Linked DNA regions of Homo sapiens: all the other regions are linked to region 1. A link is an interaction called in ENCODE POLR2A ChIA-PET data of the cell type or tissue named here. Cell type or tissue: MCF 10A. All regions are shown on one strand. Region 1 overlaps TEAD1 (TEA domain transcription factor 1). Region 2 overlaps TEAD1 (TEA domain transcription factor 1). Region 3 overlaps TEAD1 (TEA domain transcription factor 1). Region 4 overlaps TEAD1 (TEA domain transcription factor 1).

Region 1 (8,000 bases):
AAGTTTTGCTCTGCTAAAAGTTCTTTTGCTTTGCCCATGAGAAAAGATGAAAAGATAAGCTACAGATAAGGAGAAAATCTTTGCAAACCACATATCCAAAAAAGGGAGTTGTATCTAGAAAAAAGAATTCCAAAAACACAACAGTAACAACATAAACCCTCCAATTAGAAAACGAACAAAAGACATGAACAGACATTTCACTGAAGAGGATATACAGATGGCAAATAAGCACATGAAAAGATGTTCAACATCGTTAGTCTTTAAGGAAATGCAAATTAAAACCACATGAGGTATCAATTACACACCTATCACAATGAAAATAAACAATGGTGATGACACCAAATGCTGGTGAGGATGCAGAGAAACTAGATTGCAGGTGAGAATGTAAAGTGGTACAACTACTCTGGAAAACACTTGGGCAGTTTAAAAGAAAAAAATACTGAATGTACAAATACCATATGAGCCAGCAAATGACACTCGTGGGCATTTATCCCATGTAAGTGAATACTTAGTTTCATACAAAGACCTATACGTGTATGTTCACAGTGGATTTGAAATGCCTGAACACTGGAATCAGCCCAGATGCCCTTGAACAGCAGAATGGTTAAACAAACTGTGGTACATACACACCACAGAATACTACTCAATGATAAAAAGGAACAAACTTGATACACACAACCTGGATGAATCTCCCGGGAATTAAGCTGAGTTGAAAAAAAGCCAATCCCAAAAGGTTCATGTAGTCTGATTCCATTTATATAACATGTTTGAAATGACAAAATTTTATAAACAGAGGACAGATCGGTGGTTGCCAGCAGTTAGGGAGAAGGGCAACCCGGGTCCTGTGGTGTTGGAGCTGTTCTGTATTCTGATTGTGGCGGTGGAGACATGAACCTGCACAAGACTAACACACAACAAGTAGTGTACACAACTTAGTACGCACACACAAACGAGTTCAAGTAAAACTGGGAAAATCTGAGTCGTATCACTGGGTTGTGTGGATGCCAATATCCCGCTTGTTGCAATATTACACTCCAGTTTTGCAAAATGTAACCATATTGGGGGGAAATGGGCAACATGCATAAAGGATCCCTTTGGGTATTATTTCTTACCATTGCATGTGAATCTACAGTATCTCAACAAAAATTTCAAATAAAAAAGAAAGTAATACTCTCTGCTAATACTCACTGCTGAGTAGTTCTTTTAATCATCCCTGTCTGTCAATGATAACATCTATACTGTACATCTGTACTAAGCTTGCTCTACTTTTCAAAAGCCCACAATAACCTTCATTTGAGAGAAGCAATGAGGCCCCCTCTCGGCCCTCCCCCCATCCTCCTCCATTCTGCATCAGAGGAAAAGAGGCTCCTTTCCCTTTAAAGTCTCTTCTGGGTTTTGCTCCATCAAATACATCCTCAACTCATAAATTCTTTTCCCCAACTAACCAAATGGCCAAGTGTCTCCCCTGTCCTAGAAAAAGTCTTCTCTTAATTTGTTCTGCCCTTCAGGATACCGTGTCTCCTTCCATGCATGGTCAAACTCTCTGAAGACCTGGTCATGGTAATGTTCCCTCTAGGTAGAAAGTGAACATAAACTGAAGAATGAAACTAGCGTCATTCATTTCCTGCACCAAAACCTCATAAAGACTGCTTCAAATGTTAGCCTCATTCTCTGCTCACTTGTTTATCACTCTAAAAATGTGGTCCTGTCTTCTTGGACCCAGACTGCAGCTAGCCCAGCAGCTCTCAAACCTGGCTGATCACCCAAATGACTCAGGGAGCATTTAGAAATACAGTTTCCCAGGCCATACTCCCAGATATTCTTAGTCAGTAGTTGTTTTGTCTTTTAAGCTCTTTGAGTGTTTCTGTTGATAGTGAGCCTTGGGAACCACTAATCTGTCTTCCCTTTTCTGAAAAAGGCAATCACTTTACTCTCCCAGTGCTACAGACATTCCATTTAATATCCATGCCAGTTTTGCCCTTGATAAATTGTGAGCCTGGGCATCACAGGCCATTATCAGATCACTTCTCTGATGATGAGGCTCCAAACTACCCCTGCAACTTCAATCTGACTGAGCTCTAGGCAGGAATTTCCAACTCCTTACAGGTCATCTCCATCTGGATGGTCATCCAGTACATCAAGCATATGACAAAACTTAACTCCTCATTCCTCTCTTCTCTACAAACCTGCTTCTCCTGCCTCCACTCCCCATCTCGCTTAACAGTACCACCATCCTCCCAATGAGCCAGAAGTGGAACCTGAAATCAAACTCCTTCTTTTTCACAAATCTCATCCCATCAGCCAATTCTGTTGGTTTTATCTCTGAAACTCCCTCCTCCTACCAGCACCGCCTGCATCCTAGTGCAGGCCTCAGGCTCTCCTACCGGACTACTGTAACAGCCATCTAACTTGTCTTCACGCCTTCAGATCTAGTTTTGTCAAACACAGGCTGAGACATGTCATCTCTCCTGAAAAAAATGTAATGGCTTCCGTCTGCCCCCAGGATGAGTGCCAGGCACCTTGGCATGGCACTCGGACCCGCAACGACACAATGCTGGCTCCTGTACCCCTCCCCCAGGAGATATTTTCATTTCTAAGCACATCAGGGCTGTGCCCTTCCAGGCCTCCATGCCTTTATCACATGTTCCTTCAGCCAGAATGCCCTTCCCTTCTCCTTTTCCCCAATGGGGCAAGTCTGAACCTGTGCTCCAGAACTTGCCTGAAGTTACATGCAACAGTCCTAAAACTACATACAAATATGTGATTTTTCTGGGGGAAAGGGTCCATAGCTTTCCACAGATTCTCCAAGGGGTGGAAATCCAAAATAATCTATAATCCAAAATAAGTTTAAAAACCGCTACATGATCTTTTTCCCAAAGTTCAAAGTTAGCTAAGTCTGTCTGTCTCATGCTCTCTTTCATTCTCAAACATATACAAGTCAATTCCCCAATCATAAATGATCACACTTTGTGCTGCTCCACTACTAAACCAGGTATATCTCTAGTACAGAATATACTTCCTTCCATATCAATATTGGAGTCATTTGTATTGACTGGCTTGGTTGTAAATGTCAGCTCCACAGCTTATTTACTATGTGACCTCAAGCAAATAACTTGACCTTGCTGGACCTCACTTTCCTCAGCAGCAAAATGGGCATAATTACAGTACCTATATTATTGGGTTGTTTTTGAGGAATAATCAAGATCGCACATCCTATAGCAATGGGAAAGTGCCTGGTATGTTAACTGCTCACACAGGTCAGCTTTTTAAGTTATTTTATGTCTGTTGTCCCCATCACATTCAAAGCACAGTGCAGGCCCTCAATAAATGATTTATGAATCCACATCTTCCTGAATCCCAGGGCTCATCCACTGCCACAGAAAAGCTGTTGGAAAGCATAACTTGGTAATACTTTCATGTTCTTTTCCTTCTACCTCCCTTATGACCAATTCTTGAGCCATCTTTAATTAGCTACTTTGTACCCGGATTGCACATGAGCTCACACCTTGTGCATACACTTTTGCATACCCCCCACACATTAAGCTTCCCAATCAAAATGCTGATGACGCTGGCCCTGCTATTCTCACAGGAACCAAACTATTTCAAAAATTCCCCATTACTCATCTGTTCTGAGCATTCCAGAATTAACCCTTGCTCTGCTATTGTCCATATTTTGTGCAGAAATCTTTTCTATCTCTTCAACTAACATTTGCCAACATAAAAAATAGGGCTTCTTCTTTCTCAATCTAAGATCATTAAATAAACATCTTCCTCTTTTTTTCCTTCTTTTTTTCTAGCCACTTCCTCCCACAGGAGAGGCCCTCAGGGCTTACAGGCTTAATCACCTACGTTCTCTGTTTGAACCATAATTCATCTCCCATAAGCATTTATTCAGCAAACATTACTGACACCTTCTATATTCCAGGCCTTGAAATACATCCTGTGATCGGTGGGGTCCCGGCTTTGGGAGCTTCTAGCCTGTTCTACCACATAGCTGTTTGTTTCACGCTTCTAACCAATTAACTTGAAATAACACCCTGAATCAGAGGTCCGAAAGAGGAAATCAAAGATGCCACATGATGTTCATATGGAGCTCCGAGAAGAACACTTTGCCAAGGCCTGGAGACCCTCCAGGGCTGGGAGTCTATGGCCATTTCCACACCAGGGCTCTGGGGCCTCCACTGACAAAGCCTACCTCCCTGATCCTCAAAGAGCTGTTATGAGAACATACTATCTTATAAAAGGATGATTCTGCAATTTTTTGACCAGTCCTCTGCATCCAGAGGAGTGTAGCGACCACAGGTTTCAGTCTCTTTGCTGTACTGACTAATCAATACATACTCCCACTTACTTGTGTGCACTCTCATTCTGATACCCCCTTGTCAGTTCTGCCACTACCTCATTTAAAAAGCCCTCTTTCCTCTTCTGACTTCTGCTCCTATGAAGTAAAGAAAGATGCAATCCTAAGTCCTATGCTGTCCTGGTGGGCAGGGCACAGGTCAGCAGCGGGGGAGGACTGACTAGAGACACCCTCCCCCTCATCTTCGCTGGTCCTCACAATTCAGGTCTCTGGGGCTGACCAGTAGTCCTGGTATCCCAGTAAGAAAGGGTCCTTCCTTGGAGCTGACCTAAGCAAGGATCCTGAAGACATCTGCTTGCAAAAGGAGAAAGTCAATAGTGGCCAGGAAGATGTCTGGAAGCAACAGCTCTGCCCAGACTGCTTATAGGATCCTAGGGCACTAGAATCTTCCAGACATCCTCCTGGCCACTACCGAGGCCAGGCTTGTGATCTGGGATCCTCTCCGCTATGTTATTTGAGATGATTTCTTCCTGCCAGCAACAGGCCAGGTGCCCTCGACCTTGGTAGCCAAGAATAGGCTTCAAAAGGCTAAGTGGAAGGTGACCATCTTCAAAGGGCTCTCAAACTTCTCAGAAAGCTTTGGCACACAGTCCTGACCTCAGGTCAGTTTCCTGCAAATGAACTTGAGATAGCTCCATGAGGGCAGGGACCATGTCTGTCTGGTTCACTACAGTATCCCTGACAACCCCTAGCACAGGGCTGGAATACAGCTGCGCTGGGGCTCAATACTGATTCACTGGATTTATGTATAACGGTCTCTACCAAGGAAGGAACAAAAGCTCAGTAGAAAAGTCCAAGATGTAGAGTCAGACAGCCCTGAATTTGAAACCTGCTAGCTATACCATTTATATTGGCCATGTGCAAGCCATTTTACCCCTCTCAGACTCAGCTTCCTGTCTATACAGTGAGGATGATAATACCAGCTTCAAAGCATTGTTAAGAGCATTAGACAGAATTGTATGTGGAGCCTTTAGCATAGTGCTTGGCAGAGAGCACTTCTTTGTTTTCAGTTCATAAGCACTTACATACCTCTCACTATATGCTAGATACAGTTCAAACATTGCAGGGGGTGGTGGTGTTCCAGATAACAATTAGTTCATTTAATTCTTCTAATAATCCTACACAGTAAGATCTATCTAATCCTCCTTTTCAGTTGAGGAAATTGAGACAGAGAAGTAAGGTAACTCGATAAAAATCTGATATCTAGAAGTGCAGGGCCAGGATTCATATTATTTATAGAGTCCAGACTGTTAAGTGTTATATACTTCTCTGCCTCTACAGCAAGCAACCAGTGAAGGTTAGTTCCTGTCCCTGCCCTATTTGATTATGGGGTCTATCTGACTGGGATTTTCAGTTGCAAAAGTAACAAATTCAGGTGTTCCCGTGGTTTGCTATCTATTTTGTTTTGTTTTAAACTACAGCCTGCTCCTCTGAAATCCAATTCTGGATAAGTTTGTTGATCAAGAACTTCCCTCTCATCTTGTCCTCCTGCTATCTATCTCCTCTCCCATGATCTACCAGGAAAAGAGTCACACGTAGCTGTGTAAAAACAAAAAATGAAAAAGACAAGCACAGAGAAAGAGAGAGCCCCAGGGACTGAGCACACATGCCCTTAGGAACCAGGTCAAAGGACATCTCGTACCCCTTCTAGTAATCCATAAAAACGACTGCCTACACATAAGGGTGCCCACAGCAGAAGCCACCTATCCACACACAGCCCAAACACATAAAGTCTCAGCTCCCCAAAGACCAAGTTAGCAGAAAGCGAATGAAGCCACCTCCTCCGGTGGCCAAAAACCTCATCATAGAGTTGTCCTTTTTTCTCCTTTATAAGACTGCATTTGCCCTACTGCCAACCACGAACAAAATTTCATTACCAAAATAAATCACTTGACCTTGTTTCTCCAATGGCTCAGGATTAGTGACATCACAAAGCACTCTACAAATGCTCTGAAATATTGGAATAACCATAACCCTTTCAAGTAAAAAACACTCGGTATTTCACTAAAAGACTAAACCGTTTTTATTTTACTGCATGGAATTCAAAAATGCTTTAAATGTTTTCATTTTCAGAACCCTTAGAAAAAAAGTATGCTCTTTAAGGCCTTAAGAAACCCTGACTCCTGGTCTGGTTTGTGTCCCAATTCATGTATGGTAAGATGGGGAACAGGCCAAAAGCCCAGGACAGTAGCTCTGGCCCCACACTGCTCATATGATTCAGTTCTCGAGTGGCTGGGGCCTCAACAGGGAGACTCCCAAGTCAACTGTCTCTCATCCTCCAAGTCACAGGCAGGTCAGAGGCAGCTCCCAGTCAACCAGGGCAGTTCCTCTTAAGGGGTCCAGTCTCCACCACCAATAGTCCCATTAACCACCATGGTTCCCTTCCAAGGTAGCAGTAGAAGCAAAGCTCCTCATGTCGACCAGAGACAGGGAGTTCAGGGGGGATGTTTCCTCCCCAAGGCAGCTGCCTGGAGGTGGGGGTGGCTGCAGGACAGTGCATCCAACGCATCTTCTGAGCCCCAATTAGGATACACACTCTCCCAGGCTGTATACTCCACTTGCTGAAAAACCCACAACCAGTAAGATTGTTCTTCCAAATGAGTTAAAATTCCTAATGCTGCTTGCTCAAAAGGACTGTCCCATTTTAAATCAGGTTAGCCACCAACACGGTCACTAAATGTGCTGCTGAGTTAAGGAGAAAAGAATCCATACATCAAAACCATGCACACTCAGGAAGCACTCAGAATTTAAGTTACACTGGGTACCCAAGACAGGCTAGGCTCCCAAGCAGCACCACATTTGTCAAAACTGACCCTCTTGCTCAGTGACAAGAAACAAAACCATAGCATCACAAAATGGAAGAGTCCAAAGGACCCATGGACATCATCAACTACTTTACTATCTTATTTTACACAGAAGAAAACTGAGACCAAGACCAAGGGTAAAATCTTCAAGTTCATTGTTGATACAGCTACTCACATCCAAAGCTTCTCTTTGTTCTTCTTAGCCTGCTGCCTCTGAGACCCAATTACCAACAAGAGCTCTTATACAATTATTTTCACATAAAAATATTTATATAATTGAATTATAGGCAAATTGGTTAAATCCACCAGGGCTGCTGTCTATAAACTAAAATCTCAATGGAGAACAATACAAAATTGGAGTTGACAAAAGTTAACTTGTGCTTTGAATTATGTTCTCAGCCCCAAAACCTTATTCCTGAAAGGACAGGACCTTTCCCAGTATTTCCTGTGGGAAATGAAGTGCAGTGGTTATGCCCCATTGGGATTTCTAATACTATGCCTTTGTTTTAAATTGAAACCATTTTTGGGTAAGCAAATGAGAGTTGTACAAGGTAGTGTCCCAAGGCTACCCTTCACTACCCATAATAAAATCATCTTCAAAGAAGCTTCAAAGATTAAAATGCTTTTCTCTGCCTTTAAGAAAGGGAGCTGCATTTTCAGGTATGAAAATAAGACCCACAAAGCAAATAGCCAGGCTGAGATGAAGAGACCAGGAAAGATCCAGACATAGAGAAAATCTAGGGCCCTGAAACACTCTTCCCATAGTAGCTGAGATATTTCATCCCCAGTCCATTTCACCAGATACGAAGAGGCTTCCCTGGCTACAAAGGATATTA
Region 2 (8,000 bases), 66 kb after region 1:
GAGTGAGCAGCTGCTGGAATTGAGATTTATATCCCCACTCATCATTCTTGTCCTGTAAGGGACTTTGGGAACTGCCAAAGCAGAACCAGCACCAACAGCACAGATCTCAACAACAGAAAAGAAAGTTCTATGAAATAAAAACCACTGCCACCAGTCAATGTAGCATGAGATTTCATGCTGCAGTCTCTGCAGAGAAAAAATTGTTATTCATTCATATACTTTAGTCCGAATACTAATCAGCACTTCAAGCATCACAACTTTTCATTTAATTTTTAGTATTTCTAACAATCTTCCTGTTTCCTTAAACAGAGTTGACTAGACACAAGTATGATGCTTTGTAAACATCACAATCATACTGTGCCCAGTGTCCTACTGTGCCAGACAATAGTACTGACCTTCCAAAAAAAGAAAGGCAATTAGGGCTAAAGAGCCCAGTTCAATATACCTTTTAAATGTGCCAACTATAGTGTTTATCTTTTCCTGTGTTATCAGCTATCACCCTCTCTCTCTCTAGCAGACACCCTCTTCCCTACTTTCTAGCAGTTTATGCTACAAGAAGCAGAAATTAAAAGGTTAGAATTGCAAAGGCATGAAGAATAAATAGGCAGAGCCTTGAGAGAATCACCTAGGAATGATGTCACTAAGTTTCAGAAGGTGGCCTGAGAGTGAGGTAGTTAAGCTCTGGTGCACAGACTTTGTGAAAACTAATTCAAGTGCCACCATTAAACGTGAATATGTGCCTTAAAATGGCTTGCAGATAGCTCTATCATGTCCTTGGGTGGGGAGATCTTGTTTTTGACACATAGAGGCAGGCAGCTGGCTGAATGCCAAAGCAAACAGCATGAGGAGGAGTGGAAGGGTGATCCCAGGTCTCGGGTCTAGTGTTTTTAAAAGAAGACATCAACTGCGTTCCTCTATAGAAAGTGAGATAAACACCAGCCGCACAAGTATAGCACCACAAGTAAACAAGTCTTCTGCTGGCATCATGCTTCTGAAAAAAAAAAAAAAAAAAAAAAAGTCCCACAAGTGCTATTTCTTTCCCTTAAGCCTTCCGAAAAATCTCCAACTGGCCATCAATTTGGAGAGAGTTTTACAAACTGGAACTCTTCTCCTAGGCACAGCAACTGAGACATACGAGGGTAAAACAGCATGGTGAAAAGAGTGCTAGTCAAGGTCAGGAGATGCCCTTGGGCCTATCACATGCCCTTTCTCAGCTTGGTTTTCTCTTCAGTGTAAAATGGGGATAACACCTGCTCTTGCCTGGAAGAAGAGGCCCATTATGGAGATGGTGAGAGGATATGACTATCACCCCCACTGCCCAAGCTGACTCTCCCACTCAAGCTTGGAACGCTCATGAACCGTAGAAGGACATGTGCATCAGGGCTAGCCCATCTGGCCCGGCCACACCAGAGGATCTTGAAAGTCCTAGAAGGAGCCAGGTAAGAAAAGAGCTCAGTGACAAGTTTCCAATTCAACCACAGCAGGTTGCACCTGGGAGCTCCACTGTTAGCTAGAAATATCAAGGGCAATGTCTTTAAACAACTTTAGCAGCAGAAATCACCCTCTGTCAGAGGAAACCTTATATATAACCACAATATACAAAACAGATAATTTATCTGAATTATGTAAATTACAGTATGTTCTCAAGAACATAGTTTAAATCACAAACGAAGTATGTTTCTCTTTCATTCTGCATACACAATATTCAAAAAATTCTGATTCACAGATAAGTAGTTGCAAATGGTACCTATTTAACCTTTCACTTGCAGCTTCAGGAATCCATTGAATTAAACTAACCCAGAAACCTGAAGAAGTGCAACAGGAAACTTCTCTTTTAATGTAGAATATTTCTTATCAGGAAATACTTGACTTGAAGGGAATGGAAGAGGGGTTTCTTCAACCAGTTCAAAAACACTGTTAAAATGTATCTTATAATTCAATGTTCAGTGAGGTCAGCTCTAAAAATCCCCAGATACTTGGTGCCAGGCTCTGGAACATATTTACGCAATATTTCAAACGAGTCAAATTTATTTTGTTTTGCATATCAAGTTCAAACTAAGTTTCAATTTCATCATTGATACTCTAACAGCCCTTGTAAGCATGGTAAGAAAACAGCCTGTATTGCTTAATGGAACTCCCTCTATTTATACTTTAAAATTGAGCAAGACACACAAACGAGGGTAATCACACTATATTTGAAAGGTTTAGAACAATGGAGTTTCTTTGTCAGACAATTAAGAACCCAACAGTAATTTATCACCTCATTTGAAATATTTGTAGTTCAACTTTTCCTTGAGTGGTCAGCAAAATGTGATGTGAACTAAGAATTATTATCCACATTACAAATAACTCATAAAAGTAAAAAGACAACATGGTAATATAATGTACACTTTGAATATTACATGTATAGCACCGAACTAAAAGGCCATCTACAATAAAGCAAAGTTTGTATATGCAACACACAACTTTTATTAATAGCTTGTACACAAACCATCATTCCTGCAATCTTACCTGCCATTGTGTTCACAATGTAAGATAAAATTTTCTTCACTTATCTATGTGTCAAGTGTTGGAAGGAATTGGTTTTACTCATGTTTGCCTGGCATAAACTCACACAAATGCAAGCAGAATGGTGACAGGTGCCACACCCACACTCCTATCAAGGTGGATGGTAAGAGCAAATGGGATCCAGATTTGGGACTTTCATTCTCCGGGTGAAGCATCCCAGGCCCCTTTCTGCACTGCATCACTCTACAATGACACCGACTATTTTCACGCAGGTTTTGAGGTGAGAACTTGCATGCTACAAGTGTATTTTCCTTTAGGCTGAAACTTGGTGGCAAAATTCTAGGATTCTGAAGAACAAGATAAAAGCTTGTGGTCTGGAAAAATGGGAGATGGTACCAAAGACCTGTTGGTTCCCTAAAACAGAAATCACAAGAAAGAGGATATGCGAATTCCCTGAGTGCTTCTGTCAGCTTAGCTCCTGCCTCATCCCTCCTTCCAGCCAAGCAACAAGTTCAGCTTTAAGAGTAGTATGGCTGTCAAGCCCATTCCATTCTTCTTTCCTTCCCAGAGGATGGAGTCTCTTTCCATTCAATCATCCACTCACTCATTCATTAATCCAGTCATTCCAGAGATAGCCATTGAATGTCTACTTTGCAAAGCACAGAGTTGGGCATACACACGGTGTATGTTTTCATTAGCATAAATTTCACTGTATTTTATTTTTGACAGTGTAGCAATACCCTTCCAGCTAATCTGAAGATGCCAAAAATGAATAAGCAATACCAGAACCAAGACCCAGTTCTATGAATAAAACAGCACAGCACCTGGTAAATGTTAGCTATTATCATCCCATCCCAATCCTTTGACTTGTGCAAGCACACTTTGAGAGCTTCTGCATGCCAAGCAGGATACAAAGATAAAATCCAGTTCCTGCCCTCAAGAGGCTCAGAGAGAGACAATAGGGTAAATCCAACACGCAGACGACAACGTGATTAATGCCAACACAGAGCAGCAGTATGGAGGACTAAGGGAATAAAAGGAAGGCTTGGTTTTCTTATGCTGTTGGAGCTGGGAAGGCTTCTGTAAAATGATGTACATTCCTCTCTTCAGAAAGAAGCAAGAGCTGGACAATAGTTGGGGAACGTCAGGAGTGGCACGCCAGGCAGATGCCGGTGGAAGCAAAGGCACAGAGGCAAAAAGGCTGCTGCAAGTGGCTGAGACAGAAGAACATGGTTGACTGGCCAGGAGGCTGGAAGAGAGAACCAAGACTTTCTCAGCTGTACAGTTACTATGACTGGGGTGAACTGGCCTCAGACACTTCAACTCTGTCTAACTTCTCAGAAGGAAAACAGTGGCCCCTCCGGCAAATTTCACATACCAAACTGAACGGCTAAGATGCATTCTTCCTGTGCTTGGCAGAAGGCTTGTCTAATACATTCGTCATCTTCCTCTAGCCTAGGTATATGGAGGGGAGCTCCCAACACAAACCAAACACAACGCCAACTCAGCCATAAAAAGAAAATAAACATAACCATAAAAAGAAATAAATATATGTATCTCTGACTTGGTAGGAGTCTAGTTCTTCTAACATAACTTTTTCCATGTTCTAAAATCCATGCTGTTTTTTAAAAGCACATCCAGGGCCATTCTGCTTCTAGGGAATTTAGGGTTTTAGCCAATTTGCTTAGAAAATGGTTGTGCAAATTTACACTACCCCATGAGCCTGTGTTTTATAAAAAGAGGTGAGGGGGATCTCCAACTATAGCAGGGAAGAATTTTAATAAAAAGCAGAACTCAAGAGCACAGGCAATAGATGGCTGCTCCTGCAGGTCAATTCATGCTGGGCACCACTCACCAAGCTTTCCAAGGGATGCAATAACTGAATTCCAGTGGCCCCAAATTCACTCATTCCAATGGATATATCCTGAGGGTCTATTATAAACAAAGCACTGAGAATATAAAGATGTGCAAGTCACAGCCTGTATCCCGCAAGGGCTCAGAGTTTAGGAGGAAGAAGAACAACAACGAAGGATGATGGTGAAAGTGGCTGTAAGACACTTATGGGCTAAAGAAAGCAAAGATCCCTCCAGGTAAAGGAGGGAGGAACTCCAAGACAACTTCCTAAAGGAGGTGCTTTAAGAAAATATAGGGAGGCTTGGGCAGGCAAAACAAATGGAAAAGGTCATCCCCATTTCTGAGCACTTGCTATGTGTCACTCATATCTCACAACCAACCAGTGTTATGATAATATCTCCACGTACCGAGCAGGGGAGTCCAGCTAGGGGAGGTGGATTGACTCATCCTATGTTACATGTATTGTCAGTGGCAGAGCCAAAAACCAAAGCCCCCATCCTCTGCTAAGGGAAGCTTTTTTGGGAGAGAGAATGTTATGAGTAGGGCAGCACATTTAGGAAGTGACAAAGATTCCATCTGTGGGATGCTATGCTCCACTGATACTGAGACCACACTGTGGGAGGTCTCAAGCACCAGGCTAAGGGGAATGCGCTCATTGGTTGGGTGATGAAGCAGGTAGGGAGGAGGCTTTGAGAATGGGAGCCCCAGGATAAGATGTAGTGGCTCAGAACAAGTAACCTGGAGCCGGCAGGCCTGGGCTTGAATCCCAGCTGTGGCTCCTAAGAACTGTGCAGTTTTGGACAAGGTACTTAACTTCTCTGTGCCTCCAGTTCCTCATTAAATGAGGCTGATATTACTACCTCCTTCACAGAATTATTGTGAAAATTAAATGAATCACAAAGCAATAAGAACAGTGCCAGTTCACAAGAATGGCTATGTAAGTGCATTATCGGATAATGATGGTGATGATGATGCAGCAAATTAATTAACCTGCTGAGACACAATGGCATTGGAAGATTACCTGAGAGGCTGCCAGAGTAATCCGGGCGAGAGAAGGACGGAAGTAGCTTCCAGGGAATGGGAAGGAAGTAACTGATTTGGGAGAACATGGAAGGGAAAGGGAAATGTTTCACGGAAGCCTGCAGCCTGAAGAAAGGCAGTGCTGCTGGAGGAGCCGCTCAGCCACAAAAGCACTCAGTGAAGACAGAAATGCACACCCAGGTGCATTTCTCTGAGCCTCAATTCTTCTATCTCTAAAATGGGGCTAACGATTCTTATCCTTCTACTCTCGGCATTGTCCTGAGGCTCAAATAAGACCATGAACTTGGCTACGGTACATTTAAGACATAAAGCATTCTACAGATGGAAGTCATGAAGCTATAAAGAGGGAGTGGTGTCGAGGGACTGGTCTGGACAGTGAGCCAGAGAGACAAACTCCACTTAACGTTGTCCACGATGTTCTCAGATAGTAACACGCAGGGTCAATTTCCAACATTCTTACCCTGCACCGCTGTGGCCTGATACCAGCCTAGGACCACTGACACCTGAGCCTGCCATGGCACCAAGGGTTGAATGCAGAGAGGATCTGGTTCAAGGGGCGGCCCCTGAGTGCTGAGAGGGAAACTGACCATTTCTGGGCACACCATGGATAAAGGGAGTACACAGAAAAGTAACATCAGTTGGCTCTATCTCCTTCAGCTCTCCATTTACACAGTCTGTGAGCAGATCAAAGGGCCCTGGAGCCAGCCAGAGAGGGCTGGGGATGAGACAAGCAGCCTGCGAGTGCTGTGGCAGGCAGCTCTGCATCAGTTTGCCTTCGGCTATAACCAAATGACATTTCCTGCATAATCCTGCCACTCTTTGGATAGAATTTCTTATAGAAAGTCATCTTTTTTATGCCCAGTGTAGTCCAGGAGATCATAATGACCAGCAGCTTCTATTCCCTATATAATTTTTATTTATTTTAGCTTCAAAAGGAACTCAGGACTCCCAGCTCTAAGTCTCTTAAAGTCTCTTATCTGGTGAGCCCCACACCTCCCGTACATCACTCACCATTTTAGACTGGAATGGTCCCCTTAACACAACTCCCTTTTCCCACTAGCCTGCAGTTTTTCTTCTCTGAATCCCCACCACCCAACACAGACACTCGCAAACAATGAACTGAAATTTCATAGCATCTTTTGGAAACTAAAGACAGTGAAAACCCACCGGCATGACCCTTCCGATTACTCAACTTTCCCCTTCACTCAGGTAAGACTTCAAGATAACAGCATCTCCTTTAATTAAGCCTACCCTGCTTGGTTTTCCAAAACTCCAATTTCCAAGATCAAAAGAAAGGCAAAATTTAGGCTTGACGTCTAAGTTTTTGTTTTGTTGTTTGCTACAGGTTCTGGAAAAGTAAAAGCCCTAATCACCCCCAACATATAGTGACTAAAATTTAAGACACTCCAGAATAGTGCCTTTTCCCTTCAACCAACTTTTTTGGCTGACTTTCAATAGTTTTAAAGCTGATAACCAGAGGAAGCCTTTATTTAAAGAAAGAAAAAAAAAATCTAAGTAAACAGTTCCCAGTGTTCTCTAAGAAATTAGACTCTAAGAACACAATCTGTCCACACAAGGATAAATGCAGTTTTATTAAAGAAAACACAACGGTCTTACAAACACTCTCCAAATATTGTACACTGTACACATGAAGAATCAAACACAAAATTCAAAGGGGTCCCAGAGGGGGTCTGCTATGGCTTTGCTCAAAATCTAAACTCTAAAGCATGACTGTGCTAGAGCAGAGGAGACTCTGTGCTTTGTCTTTCCCAAAATAATCTCTCTCACCGACCATCACAGCGAGCTAAGGGGAGGACCACAAAATCTGCAGTGGAGCGACTGTGATCGTTCTCAAAACAATTTTTATTGAAGAAGCAGTCGACTGAACTACTTATAATCTACAAAATCAAGTCACTTGGCACCAGATGCATTAAAGGCCTCAAATATTAGGGGAGTTTCATTTTACACCAAATATAAAACTGAAATAAATTAGGAAGCAAAAGCAACAGTATTATAAATAACTGACCAACTCCATTCAAATATCCCACACTTCTCATACCACGGTGAGGGAAAATAAATGAGAGTTAAGAAGCATAATTTCTAGAAATCCTCCTATCATAGAAAAAAAAGTTTCTAAGATCAATGTGGCTTTTAAAAGGGTAGCAGAAACTAAAATATACGCAAAACTCGTTTCCACTGCACCCCACAGGTATAACATCATTTTTTAATTTATAATTTTAGAATGTACTGTATGTTTATGATTTGGTTTCTCTTATTATTTAAACCTTGAGTACCTGGTGAAGAGTTATAAAAATGAATGAAGAGTCTATTCCTGTCCATAAAGTGCACACAGGTTGGGTATTTGTACCTAAAACAAAAGGGTTTAAATGGATGATGCTAATTTATCTAAGGGATCTCTAGTTATGGAAGAAAAAGTCCAAAGTTGTTAAGAGTTATAAAAATGAATGAAGATTCCATTCCTGTCCATAAGTAGCACACAGGTTGGGTATTTGTGCCTAAAACAAAAGGGCTTAAATGGGTGATGCTAATTTATCTAAGGGATCTCTAATTATAGAAAAAAAGGTACAAAGTTCTTT
Region 3 (8,000 bases), 72 kb before region 1:
AACACCAACCTACTCCACAAGCTCCCTCTTGGATAGACTTGTCTTGGCTAGTGCAAGACACGTGCAAAAGGCCACCGCTAAAAGGGGCAGGTGGTTCTTGAGATGAAAACTGTTTTACAACAACAGTACGGTTTCCACACTTAATAAACCCTTAGCCAGGTGCAAGTGCTCAAGTTCACAAATCCACTGGCTGTGCAGTTCCCATTTAGCCATCACACACGTGTACACAGACTGAGACACAAACTACATGGAGGTATATTGTTAATGCATGTCACAGAGCTTTGGATCTGGGAAATGAAAGAGGACGCTCTGTTGTTATTACTGAATTCCCTACACATTAACTCAATTAACTCCTGTGCTAGACTAACACTTCTAGCTACTGTGTGTGCGTGTGCGCACACACACACGATAGTGCTTTGAAAGCATTCAGAGTTCTCAAGTCCACAACATTCCAAATGTCTCTTTCCCTGCAGAGAGAGCTGCAACTGGAGAAAATAAGGACACCACTTCCTCATATAAAAATTCTAGGCCCGGCACAGTGGCTCATGCCTGTAATCCCAGCAATTTCAGAGGCCGAGGGTGGATCACTTGAGGTCAGGAGTTCAACAACAGCCTGGCCAAGATGGTGAAACCCCGTGTCTACTAAAAATACAAAAATTAGCCGGGCATGGTAGTGGGTGCCTGTAGTCCCAGCTACTCAGGAGGCTGAGGCAGAGAATTGCTTGAATCCAGGAGGCAGAGGTTGCAGTGAGCCAAGATTGCGCCACTGCACTTTAGCCTGGGCGACAGGCGAGACCCTGTCTCCAAAAAAAAAAAAAAAAAAAAAAAAGATTTCATACACGTCAATCAGGGCAGGAACCAGGAGAAAGCCATAATGGTGACTTCCTTGGAGCCAACACATGCTGCTCACCAGCTGTGGGCTGTGTGTCCTTACCCCCTTTGCTCACTCATTCAGAATGGTTTCCTCTTAATCACAATAATCCCAAAAGTGCTAAAACATATCAATCGTTGGGTAAGCCCTGCCTACAAAGGGCCAGCCGGCTGGCTTTTATGGTCTTGTCCAACAGCAGCTGATACTTCATTCAGTAACAAATCCAATTTAGCAGTTACAAGAGGTTTAGCATCCCTGAAAAAAATATTGGGGTTGATCTGGCACTCTGAAGTCAGCAAATGCTCCACTGCCATATTGCTGTGGAGATTTTTCTGTCGTCATATTTGGATGTCTATAACCAACTGTCTCGCACCTTCCCCACCCCTGCCCCCCAATGATTTGATGCTGGTGGTGGCAACAATTTAATCCCTGGATTAAAAAATATAGGCAACAAATCACATGTGGAAACTGACTGAATAATGTGATTTTACCATCATCCCCTCAAACATAAAAAGGGGGAGGAACTGGCTTTCCTTTTCAAACAGGAATTTCTAACACGTTGAAAGAAAAAACTATGAGGAAAAGGTGATTTTACTCTAATCTCTGGACTCTTAGTTCTTAAGAGGAAAAAGAGATAAGCAAATGTGAAGTTTTTAACCTTGGATTAAAATTTGTCTTCTTAAAAACAATGGCGGCACTACCATAAAGACCTTGTAACTAAATTATTTACATTTATTTAAACATTAAAATGCTAAAACAAAAAAAAGCTTTAAGTCATGATGGGTGAAAATAAGAAACTGGCATAAAGAAAAGTTTCTGAATATTTAATGTACATTCTTTACAGTTTATATAAATTCAAGTTAAAAGAATCTCCAAAGAAAATAACTTGAATAATTTAGCTATAAGAGGACTTCACAACCAACAAAATGTCATTTTTAAGCAACAAGGTAATTTATAAAGTAAAAGAAAACGGAAATGATCTAATAGGAACATGGGCTGATTATTCCTTTAATATTAGGCTTCGTGGTCAATGGTTGGTTATTTAACCCGGCTCCAGTTTTAATAACAAAAAAGTGACCACAGAAACATCTGATTTTTAAAAAGAACAAGTTTTCAGCGCCATAAATGAGATGCATGCAATTATGGCTGGCAAGACATCAACAATGAAATATTCCATACATGGAGTTATTTCATGTGGTTTTAAAACTTTATTCTTTTCTCTAGACTTTTTAAAACACAAACTGAAAAGTAAAACAAAATAAACAACCAAACCCTGCAGATTTGAAAAGATTTAGCTTTTGTGAATAACAATCCATTAGATTAATATTTTGTCAATGTCACTTGTCACAACAAAAGCAGCAGCATTTATAATTTACTCTAAGACTGGTTTAATTAAAATTCAAAAAACCACAACAAAGCTATATTGAATTTCATTTCCCGCATTGTAATTACTTACTTCGTAGCTGACTATAAACAGTATTTTATTACATCCACAAAAATGCGTTTAAAAACTAACAGTAATTCGTAGACACTGGAAGAACTGAGGGAACAAGTCCTGTCACTTCTACTTTGAATAGAGTGCTACTTTCTACTTTAGTGTGACATAAGGAACGAGGATGCATGATCTTTTCCAATCTGAGGGGATCTATAGATCTGACAACATTACCTACCCTTAGAGCTGGGCTCGGACTCCTTGTGAACACAGATTTGGCAGAGCAAGATCTATGTGCACCCTCCCAAGACCAAGAAAGGGCCTGACTTGGCTCAAATCCAACAATGAGACAATAGAGGCTGCCAGGCATGATGGATGACTTAAAGGACTTAAAACCACCATTTGCATCCTCCCAGATAAACAATTAGCTAGAAAAAAAATTTTTTTTTTCCTGGAAGCAACTTCCAATGCTGTTACTCTGCCTAGCAGAATAGAGTTAGTTTAGTGAAATTAGAACAAAATTTGAAAATGTCTCAGACAAATGTTCTTAAAGTATCTCACTGGAATTAGAAGAAATAAACCATTCATTTTAGATTTTTTAAGTTTAGAATTTTAAAAGTTAGAAAAGGCTTTGATGCTTATAACTCTCTTAAAGTTAGTGTCAGAAGGTTTTCAATATATTTACTTAGTTCATTTTTGTATTCCTTCTTCCTTCATTTGAAATCCATGTAATTCTTAAAGGCAGCATAATAAAAAAAAATTCACTTATTGGACAAGGCAGGCAGGCATAAACACGATTTAAGCATGAAAAAAAGGAAACGGCCTTCAGACATGCTTGCCAGATAAAAATCAGTGGTTCTGAACCTGCATACAAGCAATTTTCTGGAGCTCATGAAGACCCAGGAGAGAATGCTTGAGAAACGACAGAGAAATCTCTTAAAAGTCACCCTGCATTTCTCTAGAATGAATTTACAGGACAGGCTAAGAGTATCTCCGGAAGTTCACCAAGCCTCCATTAATAAATGAGGCAGCAGTGTGGTTTCCGTGGCAACAGACTCCTAACTCCCGCAAGCTTAGTGCACAACTGCCAAAGATTTCTCCTCAAATCTCAACTTCCTGTTTCCAGGTACTGACAAAACCAAACATACTTTTAAGCCCAGGGAAACAGCAACAGTGTAAGGGTTTTCAATAGGTATTCTCGTAACGGTGGTTTGGTCAAAAGTGAGGTGGACTAGGCAGCTCCATCTTGCTGCAGAGATTTGGAGAACACTTTTAAAGGGAGCTAAGAGCCCCCTGAGAACGTTCAGTGAGTTAAATACATTTGCTGTAATATTATAATGTGTTATGACAAGCTATATATCATTATAATAGGTTCCCATGATTCACATTTGCCTGTTTTGTTTTGTTTTGTTTTGTTTTTTTCCTCTGCTCTGTGGAAATGATTTGGGGGTTTGGGTAAGCTTGATTCAGAATTCGGCACATGAGGAAAGCCGACTACATTTCTTTAACATATGTAACCTTGAGGTTTATAGGAGAGGTCACGATACATTTTAAAAGAGACCTTCCCAGACTATTTCATATGAACGGGTAAGTGTGGAAAAGTACAGACGCTAGGAGTCTGCCATTAGCAGTCACTGACTCTAGGTAAAGTTATCAGCCTTTGTGAGCCTCAGTTTCCCCAAAGGTCTCATACCCTATAATGCTATGATACCACGATAAGCCCTAGCTACTTTTACATTCCTTCCAAACACATGCAGAGAACACCAGAAAGCACTAGTGTGCTTCGATTCTCCATCTCCCATTTCCCTCTAAACACTGAAGGAGCTAAGCTACCAGGGTGCAAACTGAAGGAAGATGGCATATCTCCCAAAAAATGCAAGTAGCTGAAAGAAGGGCAGCTACCATGACAGCAGCCTGGAGGGGGAATGTGGAGGGATTCTCAGAAAAGCCAGAGAGAATTCTAAACCAACCCCTCCAAGAACAGCATGAAACCGACATTCCCCATTGAGTTTCCCTTGGAGAAAAATAATCGAGAAAAACTGTACTTATTCTTTATGCTAAGGCAGCGAACACACTTCCTAACCAGCATCCATCCCCACCATCTCAGGAGCTGCACTCACAGCAGACAGAGACTCTCTTAAGCCAGTAGCTTGCTAAGCACCGATTATAGGCATGGCCTGGTGGGGACAGCTAAGAAGACCAAAGGAGGGAAAAAAGACAGCTCTTCTGTACCCACTGAGCTTACATTCTATCCATGGTGTATAAGAGACGCAGGTAGGAAAAGAGGCAGAGCCACAGAGGCTACATATTTTTCAGGATTTCCCTTTTAAATTCTGTTCCTTTTCCCCTTTCACCTATGAATAAATCTGGGTCTGTGTCCCTCTCTGCATCCATAAAATAATGTAACTTCCCACATGACTCACACATGCACTGCCCTTAGCGTATTTTCATGTTAAAAGGCTTTAGCAGACAGTAACAAATTCCTGACAGCTACAACTGATAACTTGAGATGAGAAAAAGTATTCCATTTCAATTTTCAGACAGGTCTGGCTTGGGAACAAACCAGCTGAAGGACAGGGAGGGCAAATTTCCAGTACAACTCTCCCTATAAAAGCAATAAAGTTACTACCAATGGAGAGCAATCAAATATCCACCAGAACTCTGAAAGCCACTGGGTATCTCATCCCACTCCACTCACAGGGGCCCGTGCAGAAAGCCACCATTTGCATATAAACTTCCCTATGAAGTCTATGCCTTAGTTTTTCTACCTCAGAGAAAAATGAGAGGCTTCTGATAGGAATGGGGCCCCTTCAGCCTCGAGAGAAGATCTGCAGAGTTGGGAATATCTATTAACATAGACGGCACTTCCAAACTGCAGGAAGAGCACACAGCCGAACCCCAGACCTAGGCCCCCAGGCTAAGACACGGCCATTTATTTCGTGAAAGTGAAAATGAGTAAAAGTTAAGTGAAAGACTATTACGCAGAAACGATCAACCCCAGTACATGAATTTGGACTGACCTCTTTACAATTTAATTATAGGAGGTTATATTTACCAGCACAACACTGAATATGGCCTCTTAACTCTCACAAGCTTCTCATGGCTTCTTCTGACTCCCCATCCTTACACAACCATTCCATAGTGAAAACATCCATCTCTCAGACTCATCCACCTTCCACCCTTCTTGCCTTGGCCCGATTTCGTTTCTGGTCTTTTTTTTTTCTTTTTTTTTTTTTTTTGAGGCAGAGTCTCGCTCTGTCGCCCAGGCTGGAGTGCAGTGGCGCGATCCAGGCTCACTGCAAGCTCCGCCTCCCGGGTTCACGCCATTCTTCTGCCTCAGCCTCCCAAGTAGCTGGGACTACAGGCGCCCGCCACCACACCTGGCTAATTTTTTGTATTTTTAGTAGAGACGGGATTTCACCATGTTAGCCAGGATGGTCTTGATCTCCTGACCTCATGATTCACCCGCCTCGGCCTCCCAAAGTGCTTGGATTACAGGCGTGAACCACCGCGCCAGGCCCGTTTCTGGTCTCTTAAAGCTGCCTCCGAACTGTTTTCCTTACTTTCCATCTGTTCCCACTCTCACCCTTCCTTAAGGCTACAACCAGAAGGATCTTTCTTAGATTAATGAGTCTTACCACATTACCTTCAATGTGGGCTTTCTATCATATAGTCCCCTACTACACCTAGAATGCCAACTCTTGTTGCTGCCTGCAAATTTCTATTCATCTTTTAATATCCAACTGAAACAAACCCTTCCATTACGCGAAGTTAGTGATTCCCTGGTCGTGCTCCTTACGTTCTGAACCTGCTCTGATAACCCCCGCCACATTCTGGCATCACTTCTTTCCCAACCAACATCTCTACTACTCCCTAAAGTACTACTACACGGCAGGAGCTTTATCCTGTAATTTCTGTTACCTCAGTCCCCAGGACACAGCCTAGCACCTGGGACATAATAACTGTTAACTGAATGGACAGGCCAGAAACATGTGGACAGAGTGGATGCAGTATTTCTTTCTGAAGCTCGTGATCTTCAAAAAGAGCTTTGTTTTTTGTTTGTTTGTTTTGTTTTGAGACAGAATCTCACTCTGTCACCGAGGCTGGAGTACAGTGTCACGCTCTTGACTCACTGCAGCCTCCACTTCCCAGGTTCAAGCAATTCTCCTGTCTCAGCCTCCCGAGCAGCTGGGACTACAGGCGTGCATTACCACACCCGGCTAATTTTTGTATTTTTAGTAGAGACGGTGTTTCACTATGTTAGCCAGGCTGGTCTCAAACTCCTGACCTCAGGTGATCCACTGGCCTCTGCCTCCCAAAGTGCTAAGATTATAGGCGTAAGCCACCATGCCCGGCTCCCAGTTTTTTTTTTTAATAAGTAAATTGGAATGAAAAATATTGTTTTGAGAAAAAAGAATATTTGGGAATTGTCCCAAGTCTATGAAAAACAATGCTCAGAGTTCTGTCCTAACTTGCTTGTGTGGTGACGTGTCTTTTGTCAAAAGGAATTTATAAGTCTGTTTCCCCAGTTTGAGCGGCACAGATTTTCTGTTGAGAAACCATTTTATGTCACGTGTGTGGTTTCTCATCCAAGCTTCCTAATTGCAAAATATTATCACTCTATAACCAACAAGCAAACAACGAAAATATTTTTAACTGTACTGCCTGGGCTTAGAGAAACTCTCTTAGAGACTTTAATATTAGAGAATCAGAAATGTTTGGCTCTAGAAAACACTTTAGAGACAATTTCATCTAACAATTTCAATTTTGCTGATGACAAAATGAAAGCAAAAAGAAACCAAAAGACGTGCACAAGGCCACAACACTTGTGGGTTTACTAAGAATATCCTGACTCTGAAGCAGTGCTCATTTTAAAACCAATCTATAATAAACTTTTGTTTTACATGAACGTTTTACTTAAAATGTTAAAATTTATCTTCAAAGTAATCCCATCATTAACATTTAGTAAACACATGAAACATGTCTTTAATTTGCTGCCAGTATGATTTGAATCCAAAAGTATTCTTAATTAAAGAAAACCAATTCAGATATATTTGGAATTTATATCTCAGAGGCTATTCTGATCACAATTACACAATCGAAAAGTAAAGGTTGGTTTTCTCCCTTAAAGGATCAAGGGCCTAGGGATATTCTTGGAGGCCATGTAGCATCGTCCACATTAAGCATTATTACCCAAGGACAATACAGTGCTCCAAATGCCCCTAAAAAGTAGAATCCTATTTGTCACACATTTCTCCTGAGTGTATTACAAGTTTCACAAAAGGAAGTCCCGTATTAACACAGAACCCAGAACTTCTGTTATTAGGTCTCATGAGGATGTGTTGTAAGTCATTAAGTGACAGTATTGTCTTCAAAATCCCATAGATTAGGCTGGGCACGGTGGCTCACACCTGTAATCCCAGCACTTTGGGAGTCCCAGGAGGGCAGATCATCTGAGGTCAGGAGTTCGAGACCAGCCTGGCCAACATGGTGAAAACCAGTCTCTACTAAAAAAATACAAAAAAATTAGCGGGCGTGGTGGCAGGCACCAGCTGCTTGGGAGGCTGAGGCAGGAGAATCGCTTGAACTCTGGAGGCAGAGGTTTCACTGAGATGAGATCGCGCCATTGCACTCTAGCCTGGGCAACAAGGGCAAAACTCAGTCTCAAAAAAAAAAAAAAGAAGAAGGAAGAAAGAA
Region 4 (8,000 bases), 58 kb before region 1:
GTTCCACAGTGCTAAGAAACTTGCCGGGGGGCAGCTTTCCTACCTCTTAATACCTGTTGAGAGCAGTAAATCTCCTGCCTGGCATATCAATTAAAAGTGCAAATATCTGCATCTTACATGCTATTTAAAAACAAGTGGCATATTTCAATAAGTAAAAAATAAGTAAATGTATTATTGTGCAATATAAATATTATAGGCAAACTGAGACTCTACATTTTTTTTTTTTTTTTGAGACAGCGTCTCACTCTGTCACCAGGCTAGAGTACAGCAGCATGATGATCTCGGCTTGTTGCAACCTCTGCCACCCAGGCTCAAGTAATCCTCCCACCTCAGCCTCCTGAGTAGCTGGGACTACAGGCACACGTCACCACACTTGGCTAATTTTTAAAATTGTTTGTAGAGATAAGGTCTCACTATATCAGCCAGGTGGAATATTTTCCTTTGGTAAAACAAACAAACAAAAAACACAACAACAACAACAAAAACACCTCTAGAACCCTATTTTTAAAAACCATTTCAAACAATAATTTCTTGACTATACAAGAGCAAGATTTTTAAGACACAAAGACAATAAGGCAGAGCATCTGCCCTCAAGGAGTTTGGGGGGAATATGTACTCCTCAATTAATGGCAAACAAGGCAGATCTAAGATCAGCTCAGGGCACTGGGGGAATTCAGGGAAAGAAGAAAGCCCTCAGCTGGCAGAGGGGGCAGGAGAAGGACAAGCTCTATAGGAAAGAATTCATGGAAGAAACAAAATTTGAGATGGGCTCTGAAGAAGGGTAAGATTTAGACAGGGCTGGGGAGAGTTAGAAGGAAGAAAACCAGACAAGGAAGGCTTCCTGGAGGAGGAACCATGGAGTGGTGAAATGGGAACCAAAGAAGGAAGAAAGTAAGAAATTTCAGGCAGAGAGAGCTTCGTCTGCCAAAGCAGTTGCTTCAGTGGAACTGAACGGCTGGAACTAGCCTCCACAAGAGCAGAGAACAAGAGAGAAGGAGGGTCATGGGCTCACCATCACCAGCACTGAGGTCCTGCGGCAGATGAAGGGCAGGAGGAAGAAGGGCCTGTCCGTAAACCCAGCCAGAGGGAGGATAGAAAAGGGAAGAGAATCAGCGGATGGGGGCAGAGATGGGTGTCTCCCTCTCCCTACACCTTTTGCTTGTTTTTTCCCTTTAAAAAACTGGCTCGTTTTTCCCTTTAAATAGGAATTACAATGTGAATGTGCATGTGCATGTGCATGTGCGTGTGCGTGCATGTGTGTGTGTGTGATTGCAAATATAACTGACACAAAATATAATTTATATATAATTAGTGTATATACATATATTTATACATATTATATACACGTTAACCAGGCTAACAGATTTTTTTAAAGGATGAGCACGTTCTAGATTTTGTTTATTAAGACCACGTGAGCAGCAGGCACTCAAGAACAAAGGGGCTGGGCTGTGTCGTGTGGGGAGGCTGCAGTCTCCCAGACAAGAGGAGGTCCTGAGAGCCTGGGCACCACTCCCTGCCTGCTTCTAAAAAGGAGGGTCTCTGCAGCCAGATGTAACATGAAGCTACCCTTCAGGAGCTGGTAGGAGAGGCCAAGACTCAAGCTGCCTAAAGAGGTAGCCAGGTTTGGGTTGAGTCTTCCTTAAGGCCTAGGACTCCTTAAGTCTTCCTACTTCTGGGCCCCTTGCTCATCACAACACTGTCCACTGGGATGCCCCCCACTGCCAGCCTTTGTGGATCTTCGTAGGTCAGGTATCCTCTGACCTCACCTGCCAGGTGAGGCATGGTCTTGCCCACTCCCCAAGATGCTGTCTTCCTTTGTTTATTTGGTCTTTGAAACCTCAATCACCTCATGGCTCTCTGAATTCTCTCCTCTTAGCAAGGCTAAGCTCCTCTATTTCCCAATGGCTCGGGGGCTTTCCCACAGCCCCAGGGGTCCTTTGTCTGATGCCCTTCTGGCCTCTGTGTCCATGCACCTGTTCTCCCTCTATCTCTCCACTCCCAAGGCCCAGCTCAGGAAAATCACCTCATCAAACCTCTCTGACCTTCTCAGAAATGTCCCTGCCCTGCTCTATGGACAGCTATGAACTCCTACCCTACCCAACCCATACATGTAAATGTCTTGTGCTGGGTGTTATGGAGAAATAAAGATGGCCTCAACAGCCCCTTGATGCCAACACCCAGGTATTCCTGTCTCAAGAATTATACAAGAGTAAAGCACCAGATACAGTCTTCAGGATACAGCAACTGCTCAATTGCTCAATCTTATAAACACCTGACTGAGTTCACTGGGCCTACTCTCTACAACTGGACAGTAAAAGGCTAGCAGAAGCACACACCATGTATTCCTGCTTCTCCACCTTTCATGCTAACAGTGGAGAGCTCAATAAATACATGGATAAAGGAAGAAAAATGTTTAGCCAGAGGATCAGTATGAGCATTATCAATGTTCCAAGTCAGCAAGAATAAAAAACAAATTCAAGGTCCTTTCCTTCAGTTTGGATTTTACTTCTAAAGGCAAACATTAGGGTAAGCAATGTTTTCTGCATTAGTCTCAGTTGACACTAACTGGTCAGGAGAAACCAGTTGCTCCGAGGCATACTTCAGGGTCCTGGGTGAGCATGGGATATGTCAAGGCCACCTGGGTTGGGAGAGTTTAAGGGATGCTTACACAGAGGGAGGGAGACGTTTGGTAGGCAAGGTCATTTGTTCATTCATTCTCTCACGTATGTTTTGAACAATTGCCTTGGGCCAGCCACCACGGAAAGCTCTGAGAATTCAATGGTATGGTAAATATGAGTCTCTGTCATGCACCTTCTTTAGGGTCTACTGGGTCAAAATCCGCTGGATAAAAATCCTGCCTGCTGCACTTCCGTCTTGGGGAGTTTCTCTGGATCAGAGCCTCTGCTTCCACCACCACTACCTCAATCAGCAATAACAAACCGATGGCTCTTAAGGGCGAGGGGGCTAAAACCACAGAAAAGGAGATGGAAAGAGGAAGCAGGAAATTTTCTTTCCGATATTTAAAAATCCTCACAAAACAGTGAATCTATGCTTCATAAACATTATCATCTGCAGAAATATACACAACAGAATTTAACTAATTTATTTAAACTCCAACTTGTCCCCAAAACAGGCAGGTTTCAAGAAATACGGGGTAAAAAAAAAAAAAATTCAGGACAAAAGAGTCAGGAGTAAGGCTATACAGAAAAAAAAAAAAATGCAAATCAATAAGAAACAAGGACTCCATGCTGACGCCAGTTAAGGAAAAGTGAGTTAGGAAACCATTCGCTTAGATTTTTTGGTTAATAGGTACCATTTAAAAAAAAAAAAAATCACTCAGTTAAAAAAAAAAAAAACCCACACTCCCAAGGGCTATGCATATTGCCTGACTTCAGTTTTGTGAAAACAAAAGCTGTATCTTTAAGAAATTCAACTCAAACATCAGCTTTTGAAACCAAGGTTCAGCAAACAAGAGCCAATAAAAATGCTGTAACTTGAAACCAACCCACACAGCACAAAAAGAAAGGAGAGAGGTCTGCCCGGGTCGCCCTCAACACACCCTTCTAACTTGGTTCTAGAACAGCAGTGCCCAGTTTGCAAGACAAGAAGCTAATTGACTCGAATGTCTGCTGCATAAGCTATAAAATAAGTACATAAAGAACAATATGAACATACAGCGCCATCAGTTACATAAAAAGGCCTGACTGTCCGACGCCACACTGTGCACCGAACAAGCACAGCAATTGTTTCAGCGGGCTGCACGGAGGAAGAATGAATAATTAGCGTCCTTGTGAATCAAGTCTCCACCAGGAAGAGAGCTCCATCCTGCAGCAGTGGCACGGCAGCACCCTCAGCCCGCCAGAGTCAAGCTGGGGTTTTTAAACGTCTTTATTGACAATCAGGATGCAGGCAAACATATTCTTCAGCCAAGTAAACCGACAACTAGCTCCACTGTGGTCACTGCTCATTGGCTGGAACACCCGCTTCTTGTCTAAAGTCTCACCAACTGCTACTTTCCATTACCAGGAAATGTCATTTTCCCTCACTTGTTTATTTTTGCATTGGCTAGGAATACAACAACTTCTGCTAAAGGTGGAGGGGCTGTGACAAAAGCATCCATTTGAGCTGTCCTGGCACAACAGGCACAACACAAGAAGTCCCTAAACGTTTCTTTCCAGAGAGTATGAGTAGAGGGAAGCAAGGAGTAAGTATCTTTGATTCTAGGATTTTTCTCCTTCTCCCATATCACCAGTGTCAAAAGATGTCTCACTTCCTCCTGCAAATGTGATAATAGGAGAGCAGGATGTGTGGACTGTCACTAGGACAAAAACCCACTGAAAAACCACTGGAAGTGTCTGATGCGTTTGACAGTCTGCAAAACAGGCAACATAAAGCAAAGGAATGACCATAGGACCTAGAATCAGTAGATGGGATTCAAATGTCTGCTGTCTCTCAAGAGCTGTATCATTTTTAGCAAGTCATTAACTTATCTGGGTCTTACTTTTCCTACTTGTAAAATAGGGATACTAAGTGTTCTCATCCACACCAACACACCCACCCCAAGCCTAGGGTTGTTGACAGAATGAAATGAGATTATACACAGGAACTTCCTTTGATATGAATATGATTCTATAACTTCATCTATTTGAAAACTCAGAAAATGCTGGGCACAATCCCAGTATCTCATGAATATTTACTATTTGCTTAGCACTGAGAAAGCCCCTAGGAGATGCAGAGAATTAAAAGGTACAGTTCCTGACTATGAAGAACTCATGGACTAGTAAAGTCAGGATATGTAAGTTCAGGGCTAACAAAAACTCAGGCATAGTCCACTGCTGATAATTACTCTCAATGCTTTTCCCTCATCTCACTTAATTCTTCACTACTCAGGAAAATCCACTGAGTTCTATCCAGAAGGCTTACAGCCCTAAAAACAATAACAACAGAATTGATAAGTGGCATCTCTCCAGCACCCAGAGGTATTCTTGGAGACAGAGAGTTGAGAGGAATTCCCTATTGCCCTTGAGTTACTCTATGAATTCAAACCATGGGAGTACAAGAGCCCCAAAGGAAATCATGTCTGAAGTGACAAGAAGAATTTGCTGCCAATCTTTCAATTAAAACTTTTTTAAGATAAGACTCTACATGCAATGCCTAGGAAAACCTAGTTCAGGAACCTCTAGAGTCTGAGCCCTAAGCTCACAGGTCTGAAATCCAAACTGTAATATTACTTAATAATGGGTTCCTATATGCTAGGTACAAAGCACTAAACATTTACACACATTTTTTCATTTGATGCTCAAAGCAACACTAAGAGAAAAGGAATTTTCTTATCTCTATTTTGCAGATGAAGTGAAGGATTTGATGGAGTTAAGTAACTGACCCAAGGTTTGCAAAACCGGTAAGAGGTGAACCATGATTTGAACCCAAACAGGTTGATTTCAAATCCCATGCTAATTTATCACACCGTGATTGTTATATTACTCTCACTTATGTCTATTTCCCACTCTGCTGTTCATTTCTGGAAAATTACTTAGTCACACTGTTTTATTTGCAGGACAAAAACCACTATGGATTCCCCACTATGGAGGACCCAGAGTTGACAGGGAAAGTGTAATCCAAGGTACAAAGTCCCACAACTTTATGTACTTCTCCAAGGAACTATTTTCTCCTGAAAGGTTTGGTGAGTTCGAAGATGTGACAGAGACCTACAAGAGCCCAGAAAGTGGTAATATTTTTGAGTGGTAAGTAAAAATATGTTCAACCTAACTAGGAACAAGAGAATATAGTTAAATAATGTGCTCACTTTTCACCCATTTTCACCCACTGAATGAGCTAGCAAACCTTCTCGAAAAGTAATTTGACATGCTGTGCTTCCAGTTTAATATCTAAGAACTCTTTGCCTAACTCAAGGTCATGAAGACTTTTTATTATGTTGTGCTAAAAGATTTAGCTTAACCTTCTACACTTTAGCCTAGGATCCATTTTGAGTTAAATTCTATGTACCGTGTGCGGTAAGAATTTAAATTTACCTTTTTTGCATGTGGATATCCAATTGTCCTAGCACTATTCATTGAAAAGACTATTGAATTGAATTGCTTTTGAATTGCTTTGGTACCTCTGTAGAGAAATCAATTGACAATAATGTAATGGTTTATTTCTAGACTCTCAATTCTGTACCATTATCTATGCTTACACCACTGTCTATCCTTACACCAGTAACACACTGATTTGAATAGTATAGCTTTGTAGTAAGTTTTGAAACTAAGAAATATAAGACCCCTAATCTTTTTTTCTTCCCTTTCCGAATTGTTTTGTTTATTCTAGGTCATCTACATTTCTATACTGTTAGAAACAGCTTGACAATTTTTTTTAAAAAGATGCATACTAAAATTGTATAAGGATTGCACTGAATCTACAAATCATTTTAGGAAGATTTAACAATATTGAGTCTTCCAATCCATGAACATGGGATAACTCTCATTTAGCAATAAACTAGTCTTGCACTGATTTTATTAAATTTATTCCTCAGAATTGTGTTCATAATGTGGGTTTCAGATTGCTTGGTGCTAGTATGTAAAAATACAATTGATTTTTGTATACTAATCTTTTATCCTGTAAGGTTGCTGAACTCATTAGTCGGTTCGTACTTTGGGGGAATCGGGATTGGGCATGTGTTCCTTTAGGTTTTCTAGTACAGGCTCAATTCATCTGAAAATAAAGAGAGTTTTCTTTCTTTCTTCCCAATCCGGATGCCTTTGATTTCTGAACCTGCAGTACAATTTTAAATATAAGTAGCAAAAGTGGACATCTCTGCCTGGCTTCAGATCTTAACAGGAAGCCACATTAATAAAGTGCATGAAGAAGCAGTCCACCCAAGCTATTATCTTTCTTGAAGACTTTACGAAACAGAACTGGCTAAATATTTTCTTATACTGATGAACCATGATCACATACAAATAAAAAACGTACTTAGAAACTTTAAAAAATGAGTGTGTGTTTTAAATTAAGAACAGAATCAAAAATGTCATCTAATAGATGAAAGATAAAATTACTCATAACAAATATATGAAAAAACAGCACCATCTCATGTAATGAATGCTCGAAGTAGAGAGAAGGAAACAGAAGGGAGGGCAAACAAGGGCAGCAACAGTCCGGGAGAGACTGCAATCACTGCCAGCTTCCGAACAGGCTCCAGGTCAGCACGGTTCTGCCAGGCCAGGAGCCCGGCCCCATCAACCCTCTCTACCTTCTACTCACCCCAGAGTTCAGGACTGGGAGGAACTGGCAGGAATGGGGCTCTAGCAATCTGGCCCCAACCCTCACCCCCATCACCCAGCTAGGAGTAAACTGGTAATGGCCTGGAAGACAAGGAGCCTCCAGTGGGAGCTCTCACTCAGCAATTTTCACACAACAGTCTCTTATCTTAACAAAGCAGCCGGACTTCTTTTTGAAAACTTGGTTCCCGGATGGAAACAATCGGGCAGTATCCAACATTGTTTGAAAGAACACACTGGTTCCAAAGACCTTGTTTTCTCTGAAAGGTGAAAGTTTAGATTCCCCAGCAAGAGGCATAGCTGGGTGTTCAGAATTTGACTGCTGGAGGAAACTGCCAGCTCTGAGGCACCCTCTCTCTCTATCCTATACACAACTTCCAGCCTGGAGCACAGCACCTGCCTAGAATAACTACTGCGTACACACTTAGGCAAGTCTGCAGACAACGGCTGAATATTTACTGTATGCAGAGCCCAGTGTCCAGTGTAGTTATTTTTAATTTCATATATTCCATTATACTATGCAATAAACCTGATAAGGAAGGATGAGTGGAGGAGTAAATAAAGTAGACATTACAATTGGGGATTTCACAGAAAATACTGTTTGAAAAATGACTTCCTCAAGGGATTTAAAATCTTGTGAGAAAGGAAACAATGAAGAAGTTGGAAATGCAGACAGAACTAGAGTTCATATTCTTAATTTTACAGACGTTCTCATTTTCTGGT

What was found. ChIA-PET counts read pairs that join two places held together with the same protein. Peaks named below come from ENCODE experiments on the same cell type or tissue, not always from the same donor. Only the 100,000 strongest peaks of a DNase experiment are listed, where the experiment ranks them.
Region 2: POLR2A ChIA-PET joins it to region 1 with 13 read pairs; 7 of 35 experiments call an interaction of 5 or more read pairs at or near these places.
Region 3: POLR2A ChIA-PET joins it to region 1 with 16 read pairs; 2 of 35 experiments call an interaction of 5 or more read pairs at or near these places.
Region 4: POLR2A ChIA-PET joins it to region 1 with 11 read pairs; 9 of 35 experiments call an interaction of 5 or more read pairs at or near these places.

What each region holds. Positions count from the first base shown.
Region 1 is chr11:12,765,770-12,773,769 of GRCh38, reverse strand. The region is part of intron 3 of TEAD1 (TEA domain transcription factor 1); the gene reads right to left. Among named protein-coding and RNA genes, the nearest start is that of TEAD1, 95 kb to the right of the region's middle. RefSeq lists a silencer at 1,674-1,968 and an enhancer at 6,231-6,730. In MCF 10A, no CTCF peak of the experiment used is centred here; DNase peaks (open chromatin) are centred at 2,539 and 3,559.
Region 2 is chr11:12,700,132-12,708,131 of GRCh38, reverse strand. The region is part of intron 2 of TEAD1 (TEA domain transcription factor 1); the gene reads right to left. Among named protein-coding and RNA genes, the nearest start is that of TEAD1, 30 kb to the right of the region's middle. In MCF 10A, no CTCF peak of the experiment used is centred here; DNase peaks (open chromatin) are centred at 821, 2,061, 3,891 and 4,771.
Region 3 is chr11:12,837,789-12,845,788 of GRCh38, reverse strand. The region is part of intron 3 of TEAD1 (TEA domain transcription factor 1); the gene reads right to left. Among named protein-coding and RNA genes, the nearest start is that of TEAD1-AS1, 81 kb to the left of the region's middle. RefSeq lists an enhancer at 1-2,004. In MCF 10A, no CTCF peak of the experiment used is centred here; DNase peaks (open chromatin) are centred at 2,638, 3,348, 4,718 and 6,818.
Region 4 is chr11:12,824,011-12,832,010 of GRCh38, reverse strand. The region is part of intron 3 of TEAD1 (TEA domain transcription factor 1); the gene reads right to left. It overlaps LOC107984313 (a long non-coding RNA gene), which reads left to right. Exons shown (of 2, transcript XR_001748136.3): 1 at 1-4,204; 2 at 5,348-6,747. Among named protein-coding and RNA genes, the nearest start is that of TEAD1-AS1, 95 kb to the left of the region's middle. RefSeq lists an enhancer at 3,052-3,690. In MCF 10A, no CTCF peak of the experiment used is centred here; a DNase peak (open chromatin) is centred at 3,500.